2 separate regions of the Mus musculus genome follow, and region 1 is linked to region 2. Evidence: chromatin loops called from intact Hi-C (ENCODE). Cell type or tissue: heart. All regions are shown on one strand.

The links. Hi-C counts contacts between places; a loop is a spot of excess contacts. Peaks named below come from ENCODE experiments on the same cell type or tissue, not always from the same donor. Only the 100,000 strongest peaks of a DNase experiment are listed, where the experiment ranks them.
Region 1: a loop joins it to region 2, with 4 times the contacts of the local background. A loop is called at or near these places in 11 of 42 quality-filtered maps.

What each region holds. Positions count from the first base shown.
Region 1 is chr11:68,582,139-68,590,138 of GRCm38, reverse strand. Ccdc42 (coiled-coil domain containing 42) reads right to left here and starts at 3,102. Exons shown (of 7, transcript NM_177779.3): 1 at 2,842-3,102; 2 at 2,397-2,502; 3 at 1,858-1,962. The coding sequence starts at 2,924. It overlaps Ccdc42os (coiled-coil domain containing 42, opposite strand), which reads left to right and starts at 3,182. Exons shown (of 2, transcript NR_155283.1): 1 at 3,182-4,203; 2 at 6,563-6,875. In heart, CTCF peaks have their summits at 524 (motif pointing right) and 4,001 (motif pointing left); DNase peaks (open chromatin) are centred at 538 and 5,848; H3K27ac peaks cover 2,081 bases.
Region 2 is chr11:68,801,542-68,809,541 of GRCm38, reverse strand. Myh10 (myosin, heavy polypeptide 10, non-muscle) reads right to left here. Exons shown (of 41, transcript NM_175260.2): 30 at 7,813-7,965; 31 at 7,186-7,434; 32 at 6,490-6,702; 33 at 4,703-4,915; 34 at 2,256-2,417; 35 at 621-749. Among named protein-coding and RNA genes, the nearest start is that of Ndel1, 48 kb to the left of the region's middle. In heart, a CTCF peak has its summit at 4,182 (motif pointing right); no DNase peak of the experiment used is centred here.

The DNA.
Region 1 (8,000 bases), 220 kb after region 2:
GACCCTGCCTCTTCTTTCTGCAGCATCAGGACCAGTGCAAGTCAACCCCTTGCACTTGACCAGGTGTCACCAGGTGTCTCTTTTCTCCTGTCATGGGCCCCCATGATTCCTCATGGATGAACAAGGATAGTGGGGACATTTAGGGGGGATGGAGAGACGCACCAGATATGTGCCCTGCTCCAAAGCACCAGAGAGGCCCGGGGAATCCCAAATCAGTCATATATGAATCACCTAGAAAGTTTTTAAACACCTATAGGTGTCTGGTCTCAACCTGAGACCTGCTAGAGGCAGAAGAAGGAAGAAGTTACCAGCGTCTGTATTTGTGAAGAGTACCATGAGATTCCACAGCTTCTGACTTCCTGGAAGTCATTTGGAGAGTCCTTCACTCTCAGACTTCCTGTCCTCTTCAATACTCCATCAACTTTGCTCTGGTCCAGGAGGACTGTATCTCAGAACACTGACATCCCTGCTCTGCCCAGTTGTGCATAGAATGAGGGACCTTACAAGTAGGGTTCCTCCAGGAGAGGGCAGCAGTGAGCCCTCCTTGCAACAGCTCCCAACTCCTCAGGACTTCTCTACTGCTGGTCCTGGAGCATTGCTGGCCAACAAGTCTGAGTGAGGCTTTTGTTTTGTTTACATTGTTATTTATTTTTGTGTATGCACGTGTATGCCTGTGAACATGCTTCAGTGCACGCCCAGAGATCAGAGGAAAACTCGGGGGGAGTCAATTCTCTTTTTTTTCTAACATGCAAGTACGTCCCAGGGGGTCTAGCTCAGGCTCTCAGCATTGGCGGTAAGTGCTTTCACCTACGGAGCCATCTTGCCAGCTCAAATCATTCCTCTAAGTACTGATGAAGAGGGCCATCCTCTGAGCCAAACTGCTGTCATCTCTAGGGCCCAGCCACAGAAGATCCATCACAGCTGGGCTGGCTGACTGTTGGTGCTCCCTCATTGTAAGGGGTGGGGAAGGACCAGGGGACCCTCACTTGAGTCCTCAGCCACTCCTTCCAACCAGTTGGATGCAAGTGTGCCTTAGTTGCGTGTGTCCCTAGTGTCTCTGGGAGGCGTTAGAGTGTACCTGGAGAACAAGTACCTGGAGAAGGTGGTGGAGAATTCTGAGGTGGGTCCCAGGGCTGGAGGCGCCACACCACTGGGCCCTTTGTCAGAACCCTTCAAGTTAATGGAATAGAGTTCAGCTCCAGCTTCCCTATAGGTGGGGAAGAACTAGGGGAGAGGCGACATCTATGTAAGCATGGAAGCCATCATCCGCGCTGTACAAATCTTCCAGTGTGGCTGCTTTAGCACACTTTCGCACACATTCTTGCTCCTGCTTATCACTACCCATTTGTACTCATTGGTTCCTCCAGATCACTGAGATCTTAGAAGGAAGAAAGGGGGCATTGCTTAACTCCCTAACCCAAGGTCAAGATTCTTGAGTCTCTTACTAGTCTTTTTGTTTCATGGTCCTTCATTGCAATGGTTTCCTGCCTTCATCTGTCCCTTGCTTTCAATGCAAGGACAAAGAGGGAGGGATACAGTGAGGGAGTGACCAAGCCCCTGACTCACTTCTGTATCCATCAGATCCACTCGTCCACCCAGCCACCTGGGTACTGGCAAGGAAACAGGAAAGGGTCAAGTAGAGAGAAGAGACTGGCAGGTAAACGGGACATCTCAGATAGAGGTAGATAGAATATAGAAGATGCCTGGGAAAGATCAGGCACTCCTGGACCAGGGAAGACACCTTTAATCCCGGAGGTCGGGAGCGTGGGGAGCCCACAAAGTCAAGTAGAGGGGAAGAACCACCTGGCCCAGTGCAGTGTAAAGTCTCTGCCTTCTGCAGGTCACCCCACTTCATACCTGGATGAATTGCTCGAACTTCTGGATATGGGCCTTCAGCTGCTCTTCCTTAATACCTAGTTCTTCCCAGCGCAAGTTCAGCGTTTCCATTCTCCGTTGGAATGCCTGTAGGGCATGTGAGAAGGTGAAAGTCAGAGAGCCAGCCACCTGACATGGGCTCTCAGAAAGAGTCTAACATCATTTGCCCAAAGTGTTTTTTTATCCTTTAGCCTGGGGGGCTCTTGGAACGCTGATGATGTAGCTCAGTGGAAAAGAAGTCGCTAGGAGTTAAATCCCCAACTCTTCAAATGAAACGTAGTTACAGAAGGACTTGTAGTTTGCACTCTCTATCCTGTACAGAGATCCTAGTATAGTATCCCATGACCCTAGTTCCCCCAAGACTCAGACCCTTTCTGTTCTTTGTGGAGGAAAGAGTCCAGAACCAGTTGTAGCCACCCTACCCCCAAAGCGAGGGCCCACCATCCATTAACCTCGAGCCTCAGCCAATCCATTCCCTACCCTGAACCCCTACCCTTATCACCCCCAACTCCCCACCTCACCTCCTTCTTATGTTCCATGGCCTCCTGCATGATCTTGGCCTCTTTCTTCTTCTCCAGGAGCTGGATAGATGGGGAGTCTGACTGCTCCTCAACATTTGGGAACTTCCTGCCCGAGAACAACGAAAAGGGAACAGGACCCTCTGAGAGGCAGGAGCAGGATCGGGTAGGGAGCACCTCAGAGATGGATGCCCATGGGAAGGAAAAGAGGTCTCCACTCTCACCTTAATGAAAGGAGCTGTGTGAGAAGAGAGAGATCTACGAGGGCTTTTTGGGGGCGATTGAGTGATGGGGGCCCAGAGTCAGGGTGGAGTTGGGTCATGGGGTAAGGCAATTAGGAGCACTGGGCTGTAGGAGAGGAAAGACCTGGCAGCAGAGCATCATCATGAGGGTAAGAGTGGTCCCAAGCTCAGAGGCGAGACAGACAGGCTATATACCAAGCACTTACTGCAGCAGTTGAAGCAGCCGCTCCCCATACTGTAGCCGGAAGTATTCGGCCAAGTCCTCCTCTTCCATCATGCCCAAACTCATGGTGGCAGCTACCTAACAGCCCCGGTGGCCTACTTTTCAAAGTGAAATGGTGAGTGACAGTGCCACAGGGCACTCAGGGGTTAGTGGCTGGATTCTCGGTCTCCTCTCCTCCTGCTGCTTTCAAAGTCCCACAGAGAGTGGGTAGCTGAGAGACACAGCAGAAACCAGCTAGAGGCTGCTTTAGTATGTTGTGCTCTTGCGGTGATAGGAGATCTGGTTACCTAGCAACAAGCTGCCTGGTTCTGAGGCACCCACGGTTTGCCCTCTAACCTATGAACCCACTAACTCCCCACCCACCTCTCTCTTTGTTTTGTTTTCAAGATAGGGTTTCTTTGTGTAATCCTGGCTGTCCTGGAAATCACTCTGTAGACCAGGCTGGCCTTGGACTCAGAAATCTGCCTGCCTCTGCTGCCTGAGTGCTGTGAGGAAAGGTGTATATCACCACTGCCCGGCTAACCTCACTCACTTGAGGTGGCCTCTCTGTTCCCGAGGGCACCTTTCAGGAACTCTGATTACGTTACCAGTTGCTCCTTTACCGGGTAGGGAGGCAGGGTATGACCATTTGCCACAGAGAATGAAAGCCTGACAGAGGAGTCCGATCTGTGAAGCTGACTCCCGGGCACCTCTTTCCTAGGGTTAGGTGAGGGGGAAGACGAGATTGGGTGGCAGATGGATGGTAAAGAGCAAAAGCAGCAGAGAGACGACCAGGGACAGGGAGAGGTGGACAGAGAAGTGTGAAAAGTGGGGAAATGATGAGACGCATTAGAACAAAGTAGTGGGCCAAAGAGATGTAGGGGCATACAGCTCCTGGCCGCTTGGAAAGGGACCAAGGCAAGGCAAGGTCCCTTTATTATAAGACGGAGTTTATTAAGTACAGATAAAATACTCTTTTGAGCTATAAGTGCAGGTGTGGTGGGTAATGGAATAGGTCCCTTGTTTAAATGGTTTACCTCTTATGGCTGCCTTCCTCCATTCCAGAGGACACATGCATATTTAAATACTTATTTGACTTGAGGTTAAAGCTGTGTACGGTTGGGTCCCTGGGTGAAACAGCACTATAGTGACCTCTGCTGGCACTAGGCCCTGGGTGCTGACCCCTCCCTGCCCTTCCTCCCAGCGGGCTGAGGTAGGATTGCTGGGGGTCTCTGGCTGGAGCCAAGGACAGAGCTTGCAGGCTAAATTGTGGGTCACCTGGCATGCTGCTTCCTCTAGCTCTCCAAATCCCTGTTGTGAGGAAGAGAGTGTCCTGCTCGTGTTTCACCTTTGGTCTCTCCTCAAGGTACAGAAAAAAGCCCACCCACTCTGATCTCACCCATCTATCCCCTCATCACCCCCAGCCCACCGTAAATCCCTAATCCCAACTCCAGATATAGACCCAGCAAAATGACAATAAGGCAAATTATTTCTAAGTTTCACAAAAGGTGTGTGTGTGTGTTCTTTATCCAGTTAATTTGTGTGATGGTTTGTATATGCTTGGGGTAGAAAGTGTCACTATTAGGAAGTGTGACCTTATTGGAGTAGGTGTGTCACCTTGGACATGGGCTTTAATACCCTTGTCCTAGCTACCTGGAAGCCAGTCTTCTAGCAGCCTGCAGATGAAGATGTAGAACTCTCAGCTCCTCCTGCACCTTGCCTGCCTGGGCTCTGCCATGCCCCTGCCTTGATGATGCTGGACTGAACCTCTGAACCTGTGAACCAGCCCCAATGAAATGTCCTTAGGAGAGTTGCCTTGGCCATGGTGTCTGTTCACATCAGTAAAAACCCTAACTAGGACAGTTTGACACCATCCATTAGGGATGTCTCTATGCCCTCCACTTCTTACCTCACGTGATAGCTCGGTTTGGAGGGGCCAAGTGATGCTGCTGCCCTTAAAGAAGTAGAGTCATCTGCTCCTGGAATCACCTGTTATTCTGGCACCTAAGACACGTCCGTGCTTGCCTGTCAGTCAAATCACTGAGTCAGGGCCTGGGTGGTCCACACAGAACTTGAGACACCTCTCCTTCCCGTTCAGCCCCTTGGGAAGAATTCAAAGCTCTTTATGTTGTTTCCCATGGTACCTTATGTGAGTCAGTCTAGATTCCAGTCACTGACTATTATCTTGGAGGGCTGGCAGGGGGTGGGGGTGGGATGGGGTAGTTACTGTCTTTCCAGGCATTAGGGAGCCAGTCTTGTACTCTCAGCTCCGTTCTTCCTCTGTGACCTGCACACTGTCTTACAGAACTTCTCTCCACCTTCATCTTTATTCCTGGTCTTCTCCTTACCACCGCCCACAGCCCTCCTTTGCCTTGCTGTTTGCCTCCGAGGTAAAATTTATTCCGTTTAAGTTAATGATGGAATGGGTTTTGGATGCTGGAAGCCAATAGGGATGTTTTGCTTTCTGTCCCGTTTCGTTATCTTCTGAGACTGTTATCTGCTTCAAAGAAGGAAGGGAGGTCTGGGATACACATCCTTGGGGTACAGGGATTGCCTAACACACACAGGAGTCTGGCTTTGACCCACAACACTTATAGGAAAAGGGGAGAAAAAAACAGCAGAAAATAAAAGATATAGGTTAATATCCTGAAAGCAGCGGTTCTCAACCTATGGGTCATGACCCTGTAGGGGGTTGAGCAGCTCTTTCATTAGGGGGTCCCCTAAGACCATCCTGCATATCAGATATTTACATTATGACTCATAACAGTAGCAACATTACAGTTAGCAACAAAAATGATTTTATGGTTGTGAGCCAACACAGCATAAGGGATTATATTAAAGGGTCGAAGCATTAGGAAGGTTGAGAACCACTGCTTGAATGTGTTATCCTGGAACAGCACTGGGTATACAAGCTCCCAGGTGTCCTGGGAGATGCCCCTTCCAGCAGTGACTAAGGGTCCAAACCCCTTGGATCTTGTTCTCCACTGTACTTGCCTAGACCGGCCAGATCACTGCTGAAGGGAACAAGAAAACACAAAGAGGCTCCACTGCCAAAACTCCTTCACCTCTGACAGCTTCAAGCTGGCTACCATTTTGCTGCGTTTCCGAGAAAAATTAAATAACTTTGAAAAGCATACAAACAATCTGTGCCTTCCCTTTTCTGAGGCCTGAAAGGGTGTTTGAAGGTAAGCGGAGAGCAACGCTTAAGAAGAAGCCCAATGGCAGACAAAGGAAGAAAATAGGCCAACCATATCTCCTATGCAGGGATCCTAGCAGCCGCATTAGCAAATTTAATTTAGTTCACACAGTCTCCCGCCTCTCCTGGGAGAGTGTCTTCCACATGGTGGCCACATCTCTAAGACCCTTCCAGAGTGCAGCTCTCAAAATACATTTGCTGGGACCTCTGACTCAAAAGAGAAATTTGAATAGAATAACCAGGACCTGCATGCAAAAATCCTTAAATATTAGGAAATCTATTAATAAAAGTAATTCTATTGAAATTCTCAAGGGAAGAATTGAATTGTGATAGATAAAAGAGTCTGAACCCAAGAGATGATATTAACATTTGTGTCAAAGATATTCTTGCTAAACTTAGAGATTCGACAATCTCTTCACTGTCACCACAATCACTTCACATTGTTTTGAATGCTGTAGCTAGTGTGAAAATGACAAAAAAAAATTTAATTTTTCTTTTCTTTTCTGTTTTCTTTTTAACACAATGGCAGATGCTGTGATCACATACTATGAAGATTCAAGGGGATGGTTAATTCCAGTGATTTGAATTTAATGCGATGCTATGCAACTTACAGAAAGCATGAAGCTGATTTGTATGCACAGACGTGGGAGAAGTATGGGGACAAATGGAGTGACAGAAGCGAGCTGCAGCACGGCATGTCTAATAGGATGCAGCGTGTGCGCATGCGTGTGCCGGAGGCCAGGCTGGGGAAGGTTGTCCGCGGAGCTCTGGAGACAAGAATGACTTGGGGTGGGGAAGCCGTTTGGAACTTTTAAAAAAATATACTCTCCGTATCGTTTTTCTAAAAGTGTCTTGTATTGTTTCATTTTTTTTTCATAAGAACTATATATATTTTTTCTTTTGGTGTTTTCTCTCTCTCTCTCTCTCTCTCTCTCTCTCTCTCTCTCTCTCTCTCTCTCTCTCTCTCTCTCTCTCTCTCTCTCTGTCTCTCCAAGACAGGGTTTCTCTGTGTAGCCCTGACTGTCCTGGAACTCACTCTGTAGACTAGGTTGGCCTCGAACTCAGAGATCCACCTGCCTCTGCTTCCCAAGTGCTGGGATTAAAGGTGTGTGCCACCATGTCTGGCATAGCTCTTTGGTTCACATCTGGGGATCCACCATACTGTATTCCGATCATTTTACATCTCCATGCCTGGTGACAGAAAAATCTCTCCTCATCCTTGTGAAAACTTGACATCTCTGCTTTTTTCCCCTTCATCTCAGCCACTATGGTGGGTGTGAGGTGATACCTCACTGCAAAAACATGTTCCTTGTTTTCATTATGATGCTAATAGTGAATCTGTTCGATTATCAACTGCTTAGACAATGTAGATACAGCCAAACCTCTATTTATCCCGGTGTTGTGTTTCATAGGTGATCATGCACTCATTAAACATTTCTGTGCAGTGCTGCGGTGACCTGTAAAAGGTGACCAACTCTCCGTCTTTTTACACAAGAGTGGACCTGATTGACTCTGAAGAGTTTTGGCCTCTCCTGTCTGATCTGAAAGAAGTCTCATCTAAGGAGTAGAAATATAAGAGACTCAGAGGCATCCTGAACAAAGGCCATCTTTATGTAATGAATAGCACAGCAAATATGGTAACTACAGGGACTGTGGCGCTTACTCTTCATCATTTACTGGGGTCTCGCAAGGGAGAAACATGTCTTCTGCCTTTATTGGCTCAAAACAGCACGCAAGGGCTGGTGAGATGGCTCAGTGGGTAAGAGCACCTGACTGCTCTTCCAAAGGTCAGGAGTTCAAATCCCAGCAACCACATGGTGGCTCACAACCATCCGTAACAGGATCTGACTCCCTCTTCTGGAGTGTCTGAAGACAGCTACAATGTACTTACATATAATGAATAAATAAATCTTTAAAAAAAAAAAAAAAAAACAGCACGCAAGCCACAACCAGATATATACCCACAT
Region 2 (8,000 bases):
TAAAATAGAAAATATGAAAGGACTAAAAGCTGGCACTCAGGCTAAGCCTGGGCTCGGCTCCATGTCTGGTCCAGTTTTCATTTCTCAGCCTCTCCCGGACTGACAGGGTCTCAGCAGCGGCTGTAGCCTGTGCTGGTGAGTTCTCATGGCAACTGTTGTCCAGCCAACATTTCAGGTCATTATCTTTTGAGAAAATCTGGAAAATGTATAGAGAGAAATGCACTCTAGGTGCCTTATTACTTGGGTAGGATTCTGTCCTGCCTGCTACGTATGATGGAGACCTTCGTAAAGGATGAGTGAAAAGTGCTTGTTTTAAGATGTTCCGCTCCAGAATTCAACGGAACCTGCCGCTCTTTCTGTAAGGGGACAGCACTCCTGTGTGAGACAACATCCCTCCCTGGGCAGGCCTCACCCATCCCACCCCTTTCCCTCAGGGGAGCATTCTAGAAGGCTGTCTTACTAATGAGCTGTTGTGCCGTTAGCCAGGTAAAAGAATATGCACAAGCAAGCAACAGAGCGCTCGCTCGCTAGCAGGGGTGCTGAACTGAAATCACACCATCAAGGCCATAAAACACATTTCCTGTAGTCTCAGAGCGACTCTAAGGACAAAGCAAAGATACCTCTTGCAGCTGAAGAATTTCTGCTTCTAGACTCTTCAGTTTCTTTTCACTTTCTTTGGATTGAGCAAAAATCTCATCTCTAGATGCTCGAGCCTCTTCTAGTTCACGCTGGTAATCCTTCATCTGTGCCTGAGGTTAAATAAGAAAGGCCTTTCAGGGAGTGACGTTTATTCTCAGAATTGCACAAATGCATTCACACAACTGTATCACTTAGTTAGCTACAGTAGTGGCATCTGATATAATCACCTTTTCATTATAAAAATTCAACCAGCTATGAAGAAAATGAAGCTTTAATGTATGTTTCCCCCGACAGACAGATCATCAAATAGGGATGTCCAACCTCAGTCTCTACTTAATCCTGAAGTTCAAAGGGCGAGAGGCGAGCTGTGAGAGTCGCTGCTACACAAACATGAAGGTAAAGTTTGGATTCCCAGCACCCACAAAAGCTGGCTGAGCCTGGAGTCCCCGGGCTGGGGAACAGACAGGAGGATCTCTGTGGCCTGCTGGCCAGACATCTCCTGGCTGCATCTGAACTCCAGCTTCAGTGACAGGCACTGGAGAAACGAGCTAGAGCATGACTGAGGAGGACGGAGAGTGTGATTAGAGCTGAGAGTCCAACTCAGGATAAGCATCCCAAAGCAAAAGGACACAGATTCTGTGACCTGGGAATATCTGATAAACAGCTATTAAACACATTCAGCATTATATTTTTGTAATGAGTAATATTTTTTGTAATTATCAAGTCAAAATAAAAGTTTGAATTCAGCTTCAAAAATTTAAAATTTTGTATGTGTGTGTGTGTTTAGCCAGTTTGTATGCCGATGCACCACGAATGCAGTACCCACGGAGGCCAGTAGAGGGCAGCACGAGAGCCACCATGCAGTGGGTGCTGGGACCCAACCTGGGTTGGTCCTGGGCAAGAGCAGCAAGTGCTCTTCTAAGGTCAGCCATCGCCAGCTTTAGAGAGCACACAAAAGTGGACCCTCTGCTCCTAACCCTGCGGCTGTGCATGTGTGCAGCTCTGAGCAAATCACCACTGCCATCTCCTTCATCCTGGGGCTGTTCATGCACAGTCCTGCCTTGGCTAAGATGTTGAATGGATGCATGAAGATGTAGAATTATGAAGTTAAAGGAAAGATTTTTCTGAAGTTTTGGTCACAGTTTACACCTCTTTCCTTTCCCATCAGTGCCTACACCCAGCCAGGAAGAGCAGGGTCAGCCCACACCGTACTTTATCATGCATACCGCTCCTCTTCTCAGCGAGGCTATAGAACTGTATCATCCAGGTAGCAAGAGTGATGCTTGCAGCTGTCTGAAAATTACATTCCCAGCAGTGCAGGAGGAAAGGGACACCACTTCCCTTTGGAGACAGAGCTAGACAGTGAAGTTGTTGCTAAGGGCATTTAGGGGCACAGGACCAGATTCCAGCAAGGACACTCCTCCTGGCCACCATCCCCAGCTCTGACTCAAAAGAAAACCCAGTAACCTAGGGGACAGCTGCTCTGGTCCTCATCATGACAGTGGCTCGGTGACAAGGTGACAGTTGGGTGCTGCATGGTCTTCCAGCTTCAGTTTCATCTTGGTTCCAGTAAGGCTATGTGGCCTGTCCCACCAAGGTAAGCCTGCCATCCCTACCTGAAGTTTGCGAAGCTGCTTGATCACTTCATCCCGGGCTTTGTTCGCAGCCTCGATCTGAGCCTCCAGGTCCTTCAGGTCTATCTCCATCTTCTTCTTTGACGCCACAGCCAGTGCCCGCTGTTTCCGCTCATCCTCCAGCTCTGCCTCGAGCTCCCGCACCTGAAGGACAGTGTTGGATTACGTTATCCTGGGCTCTTGATACTTTGGCTAGGGGAGCTTGTCACTTTGCAGAGGTCCCTGTTACCAACAAGTCCCTATGTCTTATTAGCAGGTCTGGGCTTAGTTCAGAAGGTCTTGGAAACCACCCCATGGGAGAGGCCACGCCTGCTGGTAGCACTAGGGGACCCAAGAGGGAAGACCTTAGGCTCACAGTCCAGGTGACTGAGTCAGAAAGATAGGAAGCAGAGGATAATGATTTAACAAACAGGAAAGACGCCTGGAGCACAGGGCAGCAGTCCAGAGGCCAGGGGAACAGGCTCAACCCTAACCCTAACCGTGTCCTGGAGCGAGGGAGCTAGGCCTGACTTATGTGTCTGGGATCCATGCTGCAGAGCTAGGCTCGCTCAGGTTTTGGGCTTCAGACCAGGCAGAAGCCCCACTTGATAGACCAGCAAAGGGAAGCTAGCAGCTGAGGCCACAGGAAAGCTTTAGAGCACACAGCACACAGGAGGAGAGGAAGATACACAGACAAACGTGAGCTGGGGTAGAGCAACACACCCCATCCCCCATGGCCACTCATTCTGGGGTGTTCTTGACGCTTTAGCTGTACCACAGGACAGGATGGCACAGTCCTGGTTACTTGTACCCTTGTGTGAGGCAGAGGGGGTGGGTGGGAGAGGAGAAGCGGGTGTGTGTGTGTGTGTGTTTATCATTTCAGTCCAACCCTAATGCCTGTACTAACAATGAACTAAAACTGTCCAGACTGGGAGCTGTGCCGTGAGCTTCCTGGTCTGTCCTGCATTTCCATTCATCCAGGAAAAACTCCCATGTATGTAGGTGCCCTAGGTGATCTTGCAGTGGGGGCTCTGAGCAGATAGATCACTTGTCATGAACTGGCAAAGTGGGAAGGGAGGTGCTCTTTGAGTGACACCAAGAAGCCTAAGGGGGGGTCTTCTCCAAGGGGAGACCATGGATCTGTTGCACCTGCTCCTGCAGACGACCAGGAGGAGGAAGGGACAGATGGTTGCTTCCACTGTGGTGAGTCTCCGCACCTGACTGTATGCTGCAGATCTGGCTCTGCTGCGCTTGGGATAAGGAGGCTCTTTAGGTATGGAAACTGCCCTGAGGTTCTTCAGTGTGCTTTAAATACATCTATCAGTTCTTGGAAAATTGTCCTTGAAGAGGTCCTGTGTGTGGGCTGAACTTGGGACTCACTTCTAGAGAAGAGGACGAGAGGGATGAACTGTAAAGGCACAGCTCTCGCTGGCTTCCCTGGGCCTTTTGCTCTTGGGCAGGTGGCCTCCACAGGGCATGCGAGCAGCCTTCAGCCAGGCTGCTAACAAGTGCTGAGGTTCCTGTCCATGCTGGGAGGGTGAGCGCATGCGTCACCTCCTCCAGCCCAACCCAGGCCACCCCACAGAAACGGGACGCCAGAAATGTGGCTTTAACTCACTACGTTTGGCGTAAGTTAGTCAACAATAAAGAATGAATCAAGTTAATGTTAGTGAAACAAAAGTAGTAAAATAAAATTAAATATAAATCAAGACTGGTTTCCATGAACTCCAAGGGACACTCAAAGTATCCAAAATCACTTTCAAAGCACACGCACACACACACACACACACACACACACACACACACACACACACACACATACCTCAGAAACATCAACCACAAATTTCCTTAAGATCTATTTATTTAAATATTTTGAGCGTTCTGTCTATATTTAATATGACATGCATGCCTAGCTGAAGGCCAGAAGAGGGCATCAGATCCCATTAGAGATGGCTGTGAGCCACCATGTGGGCTGGAAACTGAACTCACGACCTCTGAAAGAGCAGCCAGTGCTCTGAACCACTGAGCCATCTCTCCAGACCAATCGTGAGATTCTTTTTAGGTTTAAAAAATGTAATATAAGCCAGGCACTTGGAATTAAACTCTGAGTTTGAGTACATAGAGAAGAAACCAATCAACCAACCAAACATACACTCACAAAATTAACTATCAACCCTTTTCTTTCTCTTCTAAGGAGCCCTTTAAGGGTGGGTGACTTAAGGAGGCCATGACATCTGAGTGATGGGAATCTGCAGTGTCCCCCCATCTGCTGGGCAGGTGGGTCCCTATTCTTAGACCCTGAGTGCTCTCATGGCTTCCCTTTGATGGACAGACAGCCTGGCTAGGCAGCAGTGATGTTGGAGAGAGACTATCTAAACCCCTTACTGCCAGACTCAGCCTTTCCTCCTGCTAGTGCTTCCCAGGGCACGGCAGAGCCTCCCTCCACCCACCTGCTTAAGCAGCAGCCGCTTCTTTTCTTCATTCTGCTCATCTCGGGTTTGCAGGTCCCTCTCAAACTGGGCCTTCATGGCCTGCATGTTGACTTCCAGGCGGAGCTTGGCATCCTCAGTGGCCTGCAGCTCGTCCTCCAGCTCCTCCAGCTGGGTCCGCATCTCCTCCACCTGCTGCTCCAAGGCTCGCTTGGATTTCTCAAGCTCGTGGACCTAAGGCAAGGAAGCGTCAGGGCTGGTGAGCAGAGATGTGACCTAATCTCGCAGTTCTGTGGTCACACGTGTTTTAATCACCCGACTCGCGTGACAGAGCTCTGAAGCTAAAGCACAGTCACGGCGCCTGCTGTGTGAGCCTCAGAAGAGATCACTCACAATGGGAAGGCTCTCGAGCAGCCTGCCACAGAGGCAGTCTGAAAAGCAGGGCCTGGCCATGAGGTCTGACCTCTCTCTGAACACAGTCTCCACCAAGATGAGCCTTCTGAGACTGGCAGTGTACTGAGGTCCTCTACCTCCTATCCCAACTAACCGCCTGACCTCCTGAAGCAGACCTATGTGCTGTTAGCTTGGCAGGGGCAAGCCACAGAACTTAGGAAGGTCCATTTGCTAAGTAGTGTTTGGTAACTCAGCAGTCACCATGAGTGTGAGAATGTTGATGACTAGAGAAAATGACTATAGAACCACTACAGTCTTCTCTTCACTTTTACATGGTTGGATCTATCCTGGCTATGCTCTTCTTGGCCATGGAGCTGTACGCAGAAGGCCCGGCAGGATGAGGATGGTCTTCCATCACCTATGATATGGTCAGATGGCTTGGATCCATGCAGACCACACCTCTTTATGGTTGTTTCCACACTTCTCAAAACCAACAAAACAGGTCTTGGCTACAAAGTGCATGGGGTAACAACAGGAGAAGCAGGGCACGGTGATGCAGAGGCTGGTGGGCTCTATGAGTTCAAGGCTAGCGCTGGCTGGTCTACAAAGTGAGTTCTAGGACAGCCAGGGCTATTACACAGAGAAGCTCTGTCTCAAAACCCCAAAATAATGCAAGCTAGGAGAAGAGCCCAGGGGAACGTCATCTTTGATTTGCAGGTCTGGATTTACTCTGCAGCTCTCTGCTGGTCAGATACTAAGGGAGGGTGCAGGGTGAGGAACTAGCATGGGGACTCTGGAGAAGGCATGCCTGTGAGAGCACACAGAAATCTCTAAACTGCAAGTCTGACAACTACCCATACCCTGAAGGCCAGCACTCAGGTCTCACAGGGAAGGCTGGGTGGGGAGTGGAAGAAATGTGCTTCAGTTCCCACAAACCTCTTTTTTCCAGGGGATCTTGGAATATCTAGGTTTGCAACCACTGATATTGTAGATGCCCATGTTGAGAGGTGCCTGACAGGATGAACTGGGGCAGGAAGGGCCAGGGTAAGGTTCAACATCTGGCTACCTGCTAGGGTTGCTGCAAGAATTCCACAAATGGGGTCTGGGGAGATTGTCTCAGCGGTAGAGAACACTGAGTGCCCTTGTGGAGGACCTGGTTTCAATTTGCAGCCCACATGGCAGCTCACAAACACCTGTAAGTCTAGTTCCAAGGGATCCAATGCCCTCTTCTGCTCTCAAGGGCATTGGGCATGTGTACGGCACATGGACATACCTGCAGATTTCCACATGTATCTTGGCTCAGGTGAATGAGAGCAGATTGGCCCCTATCTGCCTCCAGGACAGGGCTCGAGTTGGCTCTGCTCTGGGCCTGTGTCCCAGGCCCTTTCTGTCCCTTGCAACTACAGGTGACTTACGTTCTTCCCCACATCGTCTTTAGAGCTCATCAGGTCTTCCATGTCTGCTCGAAGCTGCTTGTTCTGCCTCTCGAATTCCTCCTTCGCCTCCAAGGCCTCCTCAAGGGCCCGCGCCAGGGAGAGCGCTTTGGTTTCTTTCTCTCTGGCCTCAGCTTCAGCCCGGTCCCGCTCTTCTGCATAGCGAGCAGAGATGCCCTTTTCTTCTGCCAACAGCTGTGTGAGAGCAGAGCACAGTGAAAATGCCACTCACTGAGTCTAAGAACACAGCAGGCTGACCATCCATCCATATGTCCCCAAGGCTCTCTGAGAGCCAACAGTGCCACAACTGGAAAATTCCAATCTGCCCTCATAGGATAGGTCACAGTCAAAACACAAAACGTTGTACAGGCTGTAAGTACAGGCTTATGTGAAACATGAATGAATTTTAGGTTGACACTTGGGTCCTGTCCACAGCATGTCATTATACAGACACACATGTTCCCAAACGAGACATTGTCAAGCCCGAGACTGCTCGTCCTAAGAACTCTGTGCAGGACTCACAGGCGTCCCCCACACACTTCCTTTTTATGCATTCTGAACACTGTATAAATATGTATTGCATTTAAATAAGAAAAGGTTGTCTTAAACCAAACCCAAAACCCAAGTGAGCCTTGTCAGGATGGGGAACCTAAGGGCCGGGGACAGGCAACCCCTCACCTGGTCGAACTTCTTCTGTTTCTTCTCCAAGTTGGAGACGATCTGGCGCTGGTGGTCCAGGTCCACCGTCAGGTCATCCAGTTCTTGTTGCAGCCGGTTCTTGGTCTTCTCCAGCTTGTCATACGCCAGGACCTTCTCCTCCAGCCGCTGGCTCAGCGCCTCCACATCCTTGAGCAGTTTCTTTTTGGCTTCCTCCAAACTCTCGATTGTCCCCAGGTCATCGTCCACTTTCTTCTTGGTGTCAGCCAGCTGGGTTTGGGGTAAGGAGGCAAGGGTCAGATAACAACTCGTCTGACTTTTGCATTTCAAGAATAAACACTTGTTTCCAATATTATAAACCAGCATGGGATGATTTTAACACAAGCCCTGGAGTGGAAGGAACCCTTAGCTAAGCTGTAAAATGGCAGCTGTATTGGCATCCCATGAAGCCACGCTCTGTCTGTAAGGTGGTGAAGTTATAAAGAGGACATCAGTGTTTGACTGGGTCAAAGGAAGAAAAACCATGTAACGAGCTTAATTTAGTTCAACCCAATTAACTGTCCCACATGCAGAGACAGAGTCCCTGTGGCCAGGCTGCACTGTCCCTGCATACATCTAGGGCACCGCTGCTCCCCAGATGACACACACCTGGGACTGCAGAGCCAACACCTGCTTCTCCAGGTTCTTCCTGGCCTCCTCCTCCTCCTCCTGCTGCTCCTGAAGGCTGTTCTTCTCCTCCTCCAGCTGCCGGATCCGACTGCTCAGGTTCAGTTTCTGCCGTGTCTCTTCCTGAAGGAGCTCCTGTGTGGTTAAGAGTGGGTGTCTAGGTTACCTGC